2 separate regions of the Homo sapiens genome follow, and region 2 is linked to region 1. Evidence: chromatin loops called from intact Hi-C (ENCODE). Cell type or tissue: endothelial cell of umbilical vein. All regions are shown on one strand. Each heading gives the region's core, and the rest is flanking DNA. Links, peaks and the distances in the headings are about the cores only.

Region 1 (5,470 bases), core at 214-5,213:
GCTCACCGCAACCTCCACCTCCTGGGTTCAAGCCTTTCTCCTGCCTCAGCCTCCTGAGTAGCTGGGATTACAGGCATGCGCCACCATGCCTGGCTAATTTTTGTATTTTTAGTAGAGACAGGGTTTCTCCATGTTGGCCATGATGGTCTCAAACTCCTGATCTCAGGTGATCCGCCCGCCTCAGCCTCCCAAAGTGCTGGGATTACAGGTGTGAGCCACCGCGCCTGGCCTGACCACGTTTTGTTTATCCAGTGTCTGTGGATGGACAGTTGTGCTGCCTCACAATGACCTCTTGGCCATTGTGAATAATGCTGCTAAGAAAATAGATGTACAAATATCTCCTCAAGACTCTGCTTTCGGTTCTTTTGGGTATATGCCCAGAAATGGAATTGCTGAATCATAGGCATTTTAAAGCCATTTTCATACTCTTTTCTATAGTTGGCTATAGCACTTCACATTCTTACCCACAATGCACAAGGGTTCTGCATCATTGCCAACACGTGTGATTTGATTTTTTGAGACCAGGTCTCCCTCTGTAGCCCAGGCTGGAGTACAATGGCATGATCTTGGGGCACTACAACCTCTGCTTCCCAGGCTCAAGCGATCCTCCTACCTCAGCCTCCTAAGTAGCTGGGACTACAGGCGCACGCACCACCATGCCCTGCTAGTTTTTTTTTTTTTTTTTTTGTAGAAATAGGGTTTTGTCATGTTGCCCAGGCTGGTCTCGAACCCCTAGGCTCAAGAGATCCTCCCAAAGTGCTGGGATTACAGGCGTGAACCACCATGCCTGGCATGATTTTTTCATTTATGTATTTATTTATTAAAGACGGGGTTCCTGCTATGTTGCCGAGGCTGGTCTTGAACTCCAGGGCTCAAGCAATCCTCCTGCCTCGGCCTCCCAAAGTGGTGGGATTCCAGGCCTTTTTCTTTTTTATAGGAGCCCTCCTAACAAGTGTGAGACAGTATTTCATTGTGGTTTCATTTGCAGCTCTCTGATGATTAGCAATGCTGAGCACCTTTTCGTGTGTGTGTTGCCCATTTGTGTGCAGCCCCTCTTTCCTGAGGAGCATTCTGAGGAGCTCCGCCTGGCCTCCACAGTGATCCCTTCGAGGAGGACTTGGCCAATAGGGCTGTGATCCCTGCCCTCACTCACGGCTCTTGCATGATTCTGTGGCCCCCCCTTCATCTTCCCCATCTCTTCTGGGGGCAGCTGGGGAAAGTGGAGGTTCTAACCTATCACAACCCCCAACCACCTCACACACAGGGGCTGAGACCAGGCCAGGGCTGGCTCCAAGGAAGAAGCCCCTAGGATGGCCACATCTGACCACTCAGGGCTGCTGAAGGTGGGGCCAGGGCCAGGTCCATGCCTTCAGTGGATTTTGGTGCAGGGGATGCATTCCTTCAAGAATCTGCCTTCTCCATTCCTGTGCTGTGTGAACATGGTACGGGGTAGGGGTGCCTGCAGCCCCCTTGGGCCAGGGCCACCAGCCATGCTCTTGCACCCCCACACACATGTGCCAGGTTGGGGTTCCAGGATATGGTCAGTGGGTGCCTCAGTGGAGAGGGCCCAGGCAGCCCCGGTGCCTGATGACATCATGGGCCTTGCTGGATGTCCTGACAAGCAAAGGCAGGAGCTCCTGGTACCAGGGAGAACTCGCCCCCTCTGCCCTTCTGGGGATACTGGTCCTCTTTAGACCAAGACAAAATATTAGCATATCAGAGAAATATACTTAGGGTTTTCTAAGTGCATTTCCCCAACCAGCCGGTCAGCATCACCTGTGAACTGGCCATGTAAGTCTCTGCCTCCACACCAGACCCACCGAATAACCCTCCTGGGTGGTTCTGATGGAAGCCTTTCAGGTGGTTCTGATGGAAGATTGACGACCAGCGCTCTGGAAGTAACTTTAGCCTGATTTGAATTCCTTGCTGCTGTGAACGCTTAACTTTTAGGAACAGGTATATTTATCACAAAGAAATCCGAAGCAATTAGGGGAGCTACCTACACTTTCAAAAGGACTTGAATGTATTTAAATTAAAAAAAGCGGATGGGGCCCGGGTGCAGTGGCTCATGCCTGTAATCCCAGCATTTTGGGAGGCGGGAGGGTCACTTGAGTCCAGGAGTTCAAGACCAGCCTGGGCAACATGGCAAGACCCATTTCTACAAAAATAAAATAACACCAAAAATTAGCCGGGTATGATGGGGCGCGCCTGTAGTCCCAGCTGGGGACTCCCGAGACTGAGGTGGGGGTATCTCCTGAGCTTAGGATGTTGAGGCTGCAGTGAGCCGACATCATGCCACTACACTGCAGCCTGGGCGACAGAGTGAGACTCCTGTCTCAAAACAAAAAAGAGGGGCGGGGAAGCAGTAACAAGCACAGGTGTCCTCAGCCCATGGATGGCAGCGCCCGCCTCCACGCGCCAGTGCCCTCCTGCTCCCCTACCTCCCCCTTGGCCACCCCTGGGCATCCCCAGCCCTGCAGCGCCGAGGGCGGAGGGGAGGCCACCCGCCCCCAGCAGAGGGCTCCGAGAGAGCTGCAGCGGCGGTGGGGGCCCCGCAGAGATTGGGGCCCATGGTTTGAAGGCTGTTCACAGGCACCCCGAGACAGCGTCCCCCCTCTGGGCGCACTGGATTTGACGTTGCAGGACGCGCGGCTGGAAGCCCCCCAGGCCCCGCTGCTCACAGACCGGGACTCCGCCTCCGGTTCCCGAGGGCGTGGCGAGGCGCTGCGGGACGCCCAACAGGTGCGTGTTGTGTCCCCAGGCCCCGCGCTCCGGGTGGAGTCAAGAACCTGGAAGCCGGCAGCCCGGGAAAAGGGGGCGGGACGGTGCCCCGGGGCAGGGCTGGGTGGCGGCCGCTGTCCTCCCGGGAGGGGCGGGCCGCCTCGACGCCGCCCTCCCTGGCGGCCAATGGAGACCGAGGCCCCGCGCCTGGATTGGAGCGGACGCGGGGGGTCAGCCAGCCTTGGGGGCCGGGGCCTGGCCGGGGGCGGGGGGGCAGGCGAGGCGAGGCGGGCGCCGTCCGCGCGGTTATAAGGCGGGGAGTTCCCTGCGCCGCGAGCCGGGAGGCGCACGCTCGCTCGTACGGCGGCCGCGGCGGCAGGGCGGGGCCGGAGCAGCGGGCGGCGGCGGAGGCGGCGCCCGGGAGCGCTCTTCGCTTCCCTCGGGGTCTTGCTCGGACCTCGGCCACCGCCTGGGATCCCCAGGACTCGTGCGTGCAGCATGGGCGGCGTCGGGGAGCCGGGACCGCGGGAGGGACCCGCGCAGCCGGGGGCGCCGCTGCCCACCTTCTGCTGGGAGCAGATCCGCGCGCACGACCAGCCCGGCGACAAGTGGCTGGTCATCGAGCGCCGCGTCTACGACATCAGCCGCTGGGCACAGCGGCACCCAGGGGGCAGCCGCCTCATCGGCCACCACGGCGCTGAGGACGCCACGGTAAGGAAGCCATAAGGAAGCCACCCACCGGCGGGTGGAGCCTGGAGCTCGGTCGTGGGCGTGATGTCCCGCTCCACCTGTGGGGCCTTAGCATCCTCCCTCCCCTCGCTGACCTTTGACCTCCACGCCGGGACCCAGAGTTGGGGTGGACTAGCCAGGGCCAGATGTGGGGTAGGGAGGGCAGTTCCCTGCGTGGAGGACCCGCAGCTGTCCACGGAGCAGGTCTGCGGGGGAGGAGGGGGCCTCAGAGGTGGGTGTGTCATGCTGCAGAGCCTGCCCTGGGTGAGGGGCTGCCCTGTTGCTCCCAGGTCCCTGTTTCAGTTCTGGGTCCCCATGCTGGGTGCTTGCTGAGTGCTAGGGGTAGGGCAGGGCAGGGTCCCCAGGGGCCGGTAAGGACATGCCATTAGAGGCTGGGGGCTGGGCCGGCCTGAGGTCTGTGGCTTTCCCAAGAGCTTCTGTAAAGGGCTCAGGGACAGTGACTCACCTCTCCGGGCTAGCAGCTGCACGTGGGAGGGCTTTGCCAGCCAGGCTGGGTGGGCCTCTCCTGGAAGCACAGTCACCCCAGGAACAGGCTGGCCCCTGGGGACCCCAACTTCCCAATCCCAGCCCCTGTCTAGACAGGCAGGGATGTAGCCTGGCCCCAGGGTACTGTCTGGCTGGAGTCCAGTGGTGGAGCAGCCCGACCAGCCCCTTTTCCTTAGTTACCCACCTGCATAATAGGGGTTGGGGCCACGATGCCCTGTCCTTGACCCTCCAAATTTCTAGGTTGGCCACACTGGGTATCAGGAAGGTCTTCAAGACCCGAGGACATGAATCCTGAATGCTGGCTTTTTGGGCAGCAGCGGAGGTTCTGTCCAGTCCCAGGACTGTCGGCGTCCCTCTTGACAGGGCCACCTGCTCTCTGCCGATTGCCATCTCCAGCATGTTGGACAATCTTCACTGGACTCTTTGAGGAAGAAAGCCCCTCTTTTCCCCTTCCACCCCATGAAGCTGAGGAGTGAGAATAAGAATCCTCCTGAAATTCTAAAAAAAGAAAAAAAAAAAAAAGAGAACGCCTTGTCCGTGGCTGTTCAGGCGCCAGACGCTGGCCCGAGGGGACAGCACAGCCGTGGGATGAAGCAGCCTGGGGGCAGTATTTGAGCGTGCAGGTGTTTGCATGTCTGGGTGAGTGTGGTGTGTGTGCCTGCCTTTCTGCCAGGGCGTGGCGAGGTGAGGGGCACGGCTTCTCCCCAAAGGCCTTGCTGAGCCCTGGCCTCCCTTCAAGGAGTCTTGTGGATGCCTGCTCTGGTCTTTTTCTAAAAAAGTATCTATTTTATTTATTATTATTTGTTTAAAAATAGAGACAGGGTCTCACTATGTTGCTCGGGCTGGTCTCAAAGTCCTGGGTTCAAGCATTCCTCCTGCCTCAGCCTCCGAAAGTTCTGGGATTACAGGCATGAGCCACCACTCCCGGCCTGCTCTAGTCTTTTGTAACCTAGAGGACAGTATGGATACAGAAAACTTTACTCCCCACCAACCGCCGGAGACAGAGTCTTGCTCTGCCACCCAGACTGGAGTGCAATGGCGCCATCTTGGCTCACTGCAACCTCCGCCTCCCAGGTTCAAGCGATTCTCCTGCCTCAGCCTCCCGAGTAGCTGGGATTACGGGCACGCGCCACCACGCCCAGCATATTGTATTTTTAGTAGAGACGGGGTTTCACCATGTTGGCCAAGCTGGTCTCGAACTCCTGACCTCGTGATCCACCCACCTCGGCCTCCCAAAGCGCTGGGATTACAGGCGTGAGCCACCACGCCCGGCTGGGATACAGAAAGCTTTTATTTCATCACTGTTTCCTGCCTGGTGCCAGGCCCATGCTGGGGTTCCTCCCAAGTGGAATTACTGACTTAACATTTAGCTTGGGATCCTGAGACTTCCATCACACAGTTTTCTCATTGATTCGCAGCCAATAATATCTGTTTTAAAAACATCTCAGGCCGAGCGCTGTGGCTCACACCTGTAATCCCAGCACTTTGGGAGGCTGAGGTGGGCAGATCACCT
Region 2 (5,252 bases), core at 253-5,252, 58 kb after region 1:
CTATACATATTATGCATATTACATGAATTATCTCATAAAAAATCTAGTATTTCTATTAGAGATGAGCCAGCACCAGGCTCCCCTGAGGGGATGCAATAGAATGTCCCAGTGGTGAACACTGTGTAATCTGCATCAAATCAAGCTTCCAGACATTGGTAGGATTGGCAAACCAGTCAAACTCCACCATGAGAAACAATCAGAAAAATCAATATAGCTGGGGAAAAACATACAAGTTTGTGGAAAAAACAAAAGTACGGAAGCATGGTCTAGATTAAAAGAGACTAAAATGATATAAAAACTGCAACTCTTGACTGGTCGCAGGGGCTCATGCCTGTAATCCCAGCACTTTGGGAGGCAGAGGCAGGAGGATCACTTGAGGCCAGGAGTTCAAGACCAGCCTGAGTAACATAGCAAGACCCCTGTCTCTACTAAGAATAAACAAAATTAGCCAGGCATGGTGGCCTGCACCAATAACTCCAGTTACTCGGGAGGCTGAGGCAGGAAGATACAATAAGCAATGATGGTGCCACTGCACTCCAGCCTGGGCAAGAGAGTGAGACCCTGTCTCAAAAAACAAACAGGCCGGGCACAGTGGCTCATGCCTGTAATCCCAGCACTTTGGGAAGCCGAGGCAGGGCGATCACCTGAAGTTAGGAGTTTGAGATCGGCCTGGGCAACATGGTGAAATCCCACCTCTACTGAAAATACAAAAATTAGCCAGGTGTAGCGGCGCACGCCTGTAATCCCAGCTGCTCAGGAGGCTGAGGCATGAGAATCCTTTGAAACCAGGAGGTGGAGGTTGCAGTGAGCCAAGATTGCACCACTGCACTCCAGCCTGGGCGACAGAGTGAGACTTTGACTCAAAAAACAAACAAACAAACAAACAAAACAACATCCTGCAATTCTTTAATGTGACAGGCTCTCACTTGAAGGAAAAAAGAAGTTATACCAGGTTTTTCGGGAGTTGAATGAGAAAAAATGAATATGGACCAGATATTTGATCATATCAAGGAATTACTATTAATTTTCTTAAATGTGACAAAGGTACTGTGATGATGTTAGAGCATCTCTTCCTTTTTTCTCCGGAAATGTTGAAGACCTTAGGGATGTGATCACACAATGACGCAGCTTATTTTCAAAAGGCAACTGCACACATATAAAGAGGAAAAACGCAAATGTGGCAAAATGTTAAGACTAGTGAATCTTGGTTGAGGATACACAGGTGTTTGCTTGTTCCTTCAACATTTAAGGATGTTGGGAAAATTTCAAAATTAAAAAGAAGAGGGGGCCGGGTGCGGTAATCCCAGCACTTTGGGAGGCCGAGGCGGCGGATTGCCTGAGGCCAGAAGTTTGAGATCAGACTGGCCAACATGGTGAAACCCCGTCTCTACTAAAAATACAAAAAAAAAAAAAAAAATTAGCCAGGTGTGGTGGCACACGCCCGTAATCCCAGCTACTTGGGAGGTTGAGGCAGGGAATTGCTTTAGCCAGGGAGGTGGAAGGTTGCAGTGAGCTGAGATCGTGCCACTGCATTCCAGCCTGGCGACAGAGCGAGACTCCATCTCAAAAAAAAAAAAAAAGGGTCGGGGGAAGGTGGAGAAAGTGCTAACCACTCCTGGAAATCTTTTCAGCCCCACACGTAAGGATCTCCCAAGGGTAACTGCCAGTCTCCCATCATCTCCTTACTGCATTGCTGGCATCAAGTCCTTTGCTTGGTCTTTGTTCTATTTGTGTCTAGAACAGACTGACAAAGCAACACTTCGTGCAGGAGAAAACTGGGCCCACGGTTTCTTAAAAAATGCCTGTGACCCACTAGCCGAGCCGAAAAGGGATGGTAGCAGAGGATCAGGTCAAGAGTATTTTCAGGGAAAAGAGACGTGCTATTCCAGGGCCCTGGGGAGGCAGGGAGAAGTCCCTGGGGAGGCAGGGAGAAGTCCCTGGGGAGGCAGGGAGGAGGCCCTGGGGGCAGGCAGGGAGGAGGGCTGGGGTGGGGGGGCAGGCAGGGAGGAGGCCCAGGGTGCGGGCAGGGAGGAGCCCAGGGTTGCAGTGGTGACCAGCTTTGCTGGCTCTGGGTGGGGTGATCAGTCCCCACCAGAGCCTCAGCCGCCTATGCAAAATGAGCAAGGCCCTGGGAGAGGCCCGGAGGAGCTGCCAAAGTCAGGGCCCAGGGCTGGGCCTGAAAAAGCCCCTTCATTGGTCCTCCTCACATCACACCACGGCCTTTGAGAAATGAACAGGAAGTCCCTGGTAAGGCAGTTTCCTGAGAAGCAGCTGCAGTGGCTGATAACTAATGGATTCCTCTTGTCTCATTGAAAGGCAAGACTCAATGGCTTGCAAATAGACTCATCTCCACTCCTGCTGCCTCCCCAACACCCGAACCCTGCAGTCGAGGTTCCAACTCCAAGGGAGCAGACAGATGACGAGCCCTGCCTTGACCTTGGTTGCTGCTCAGCCATTTCCAGAGGGCTCTCGGGCAGCCTCACCTCCCTGAGCCCAGGGGTAATGGGCATGCGCCAGGCAGGGAGCCAGGAGTGTTGCTCATGTTACTCCCTTAGGCCTCAAGCCCCAACTTCTGAGGTGAAGATGCAGGAGCTCAGGAAGCAAAGTCCTGGGCTCCAGGTGGCAGAGCCAGGATCAAATCCAGGTCCATCTGCCTCTAAGGACTCTTTTCTCACGTGCCACACGCTTCCTGCCGTTTTAGAAAACCGAGCAGTCTGTTGGATCAGCTCCTTGCCCATGGTCAGTGTGGCAGCTTTCCGAGCAGGCCTGGTGCGGACCGCCCTTGAACATACCACGCTCCTTTCCACACCAGGGCTGCCTCCATTCGGGACTCAGCCTCAACATCACCTCCAAGAGGCTTTTCCCAACATCACATCCAAAAGAGCTCTCCCAGCCCTGGGCCTTCCCTGGGTCATTGCCCTGTTAGATCTTCATAGCAGTCATCAAGGTTCGTCATCAGACTGCGTGACGTACCCACTTGTTTATGGCCTGCGTCCCCCGCTGGAGCATAAACCCCAGTTGGGAAGGCCTGCACCTGTCTTGTTCGCTGCAATAAACACAGTGCCTGTAACGGGGCCTAATAAGATGGCTCACGAGGGAATAAATGGACCCAGGACCCCACAGCTGCACACACTCTGATCTCATACTTTCCCACTGTGCAGTCATGACCAGACACTTGTCCTCTTCCGCGTTTCACACAACTTGGCTTCTGCCTCTGGAACACCAAAAGCCTTCTCCGGCATCCCCACGCTGGTGGTTGCTACAGCTGCCACCTGCTGAGGTGACGCAGGCGAGCCACGGGGCCATGGGAGTGGCTTGCATACATCAGCCAGGCATCTTTACCAAACTTCGTGAGGCAGGTCCTTTTTTAGAGATAAGAAATCAGGCGTAGGTTGGCAGAGCCACCTGCCCACTATCACACTCGGGAATGAGCTGAGTAGAGTTTGAGTCACATGTGGCTACCTTGAGCATTGCCCGCTGTTCATACAAAGGCTTCCCTCAACATGAGTGTCCTCCTCCCTGAGAGTTGATTATATTTTGTGTCTCTCCCTTCACATTGCCATAAATGTGTCTCAAACGCTGGCAGAAGGTTTCCAGCACCTGCCGGGTTACAGAAATATCTGGCAGGTATAAGGCAGACCAGGATTCAAGGCAAGGGAGGGCCAACCCAAACTTTGTCTTTGGACCAAGAATTGGAACCAGGCTCTATCCTAGTGTAACGGGAGAGAAGCCAGAGACTTTCCAGGAAGAGGACCCGGGACATGGGGAAGAGAAAGGATTGGTAAACAGGTGGAGAAAGCAGAGATGCACCCGCCTCGGCAGGGCAGGTGTGTGAGGTGGGGAGGTCAGAACACCCTGATTCTGAAGCGCTTGTCACACTTCGCTCTTTGCCAGTTCCTGCTTCTGCCATCACCCAGGTCTGATGCCAGTCAACTTCTCCACAGGGACATTTTCCCTGCCCCTGCCCCACTCTGGGTACAACTCACAGTTGCTCGCCATCCACTGAGCACCTGGTGCCAGGATTTGTTTATGGCCGTGCCCATGTCCTCTGGGGAGCAAGGCTAATCTCTGATCGAATGCTGCACAACTGGGCACTTTGCCTAGGATTTGGGAAGTGCAGCACGGGCAAGCACAGGGCACACAGTGCAGTAGGTGGCAGCCCTGCGGACCAGAACTTTATGGAACAAGTGATCTAAGAGTGTGGAGATGCACAGGAGGGATCCTCGCATTCTCCAGTGGAAATGAAGAGCAAGACAGGGATGCTGACTTCCTTTCTGCAGCAGAGAGAGGCAGGCAGGGCAGGAAGCCCCTATGCCATGTCCCCTCCAAGGAAAGAAGCAATGGAGGCTGGTGGGGCAGTGCTCTGTGGCCAAAGAGCCCCGCAGTGAGAGCCTCCCCCATAACACAGGGTCCATGCACTACCCTGAGGGCAGAAAGGCAGGGCTGCACAGGAGACAGGCCCCTACAAAGGCAACCTGGGCATGAAGAAATTGATGCCATTCTCCACTTTCATCTCAGAACTGCTTCCTGGGGATGCTGAGGCTACAGCCACAGAAATTGGACAGCTCCCACCCAGATCTCAGCTGGGGAGATGGAGCTGCCCTCCAGGCCTGGGAATTCATAAAGCTGGGGCTGGAACCCAGGTCTCCTGCCTCTAAATACTACAACCCTCCTGCCCCGTGCAAAGGAGGCCAGAGTTCCACTTTCGATCTGTTGCGTTTTCACAAGAATAACATAGGAGCAGGTTGAAAGGTGGAACAAACCTCTGGTCTCTTCTCACCTTCCCTTGATTCTAAGAGGTCACCAATGCAGACCGGGCAGGAACAGTTGCTGAGACAAGGGCTAGGGGTAGGGGGCTGATGTCTAGAGGCAGAGGGTCCAGATCCAAGCCCCAGCTTGAGAGAGAGCAGGGGGAGCACATCCCACAGCTTCAGGTCTCTGTCTGTGAATAATTCATCTCTGTGTCTGGGCCCAGCTCAGAGCCATGGAGACACTCAATTAATGTTTGATGAATTGTCGCTGAAGATGAACAGTTCTGCAGTGGTGGGACTGCTGTGAAAAGAGCAGACACGCTCTTAGGGCGCGGGTGAGGGTTCCTTTTGCCCACAGCAAGGAAAAGGCGAGAGAAGCACCGCAGTACCAAAGGGAAGAGATCAGAGGTAGCAACAGGAAGGGAAGGAAGCTGGGAGGGGAGGACTTGAGGTCAGATTCTGAGTTTAAGTCTGAGCACTGCCACTTAAGCCAGGTTTGAT

Evidence for each region. Hi-C counts contacts between places; a loop is a spot of excess contacts. Peaks named below come from ENCODE experiments on the same cell type or tissue, not always from the same donor. Only the 100,000 strongest peaks of a DNase experiment are listed, where the experiment ranks them.
Region 2: a loop joins it to region 1, with 4 times the contacts of the local background. A loop is called at or near these places in 10 of 110 quality-filtered maps.

Annotation. Positions count from the first base shown.
Region 1 is chr11:61,889,131-61,894,600 of GRCh38, reverse strand. It overlaps FADS3 (fatty acid desaturase 3), which reads left to right and starts at 3,056. Exons shown (of 12, transcript NM_021727.5): 1 at 3,056-3,432. The coding sequence starts at 3,220. RefSeq lists silencers at 2,348-3,157, 3,258-3,387 and enhancers at 3,588-3,757, 3,347-4,035, 4,036-4,725. In endothelial cell of umbilical vein, for the core only: no CTCF peak of the experiment used is centred there; DNase peaks (open chromatin) are centred at 390, 2,790 and 3,930; H3K4me3 peaks cover 2,096 bases; H3K27ac peaks cover 1,715 bases.
Region 2 is chr11:61,831,726-61,836,977 of GRCh38, reverse strand. All of the region lies in intron 1 of FADS2 (fatty acid desaturase 2), which reads right to left. Among named protein-coding and RNA genes, the nearest start is that of FADS2, 6.1 kb to the right of the region's middle. RefSeq lists enhancers at 1,000-1,867, 2,127-2,421, 2,173-2,532, 2,643-2,692, 1,868-2,735 and 1 more, a silencer at 1,933-1,992 and a cis regulatory region at 2,050-2,384. In endothelial cell of umbilical vein, for the core only: no CTCF peak of the experiment used is centred there; a DNase peak (open chromatin) is centred at 2,257; H3K27ac peaks cover 3,070 bases.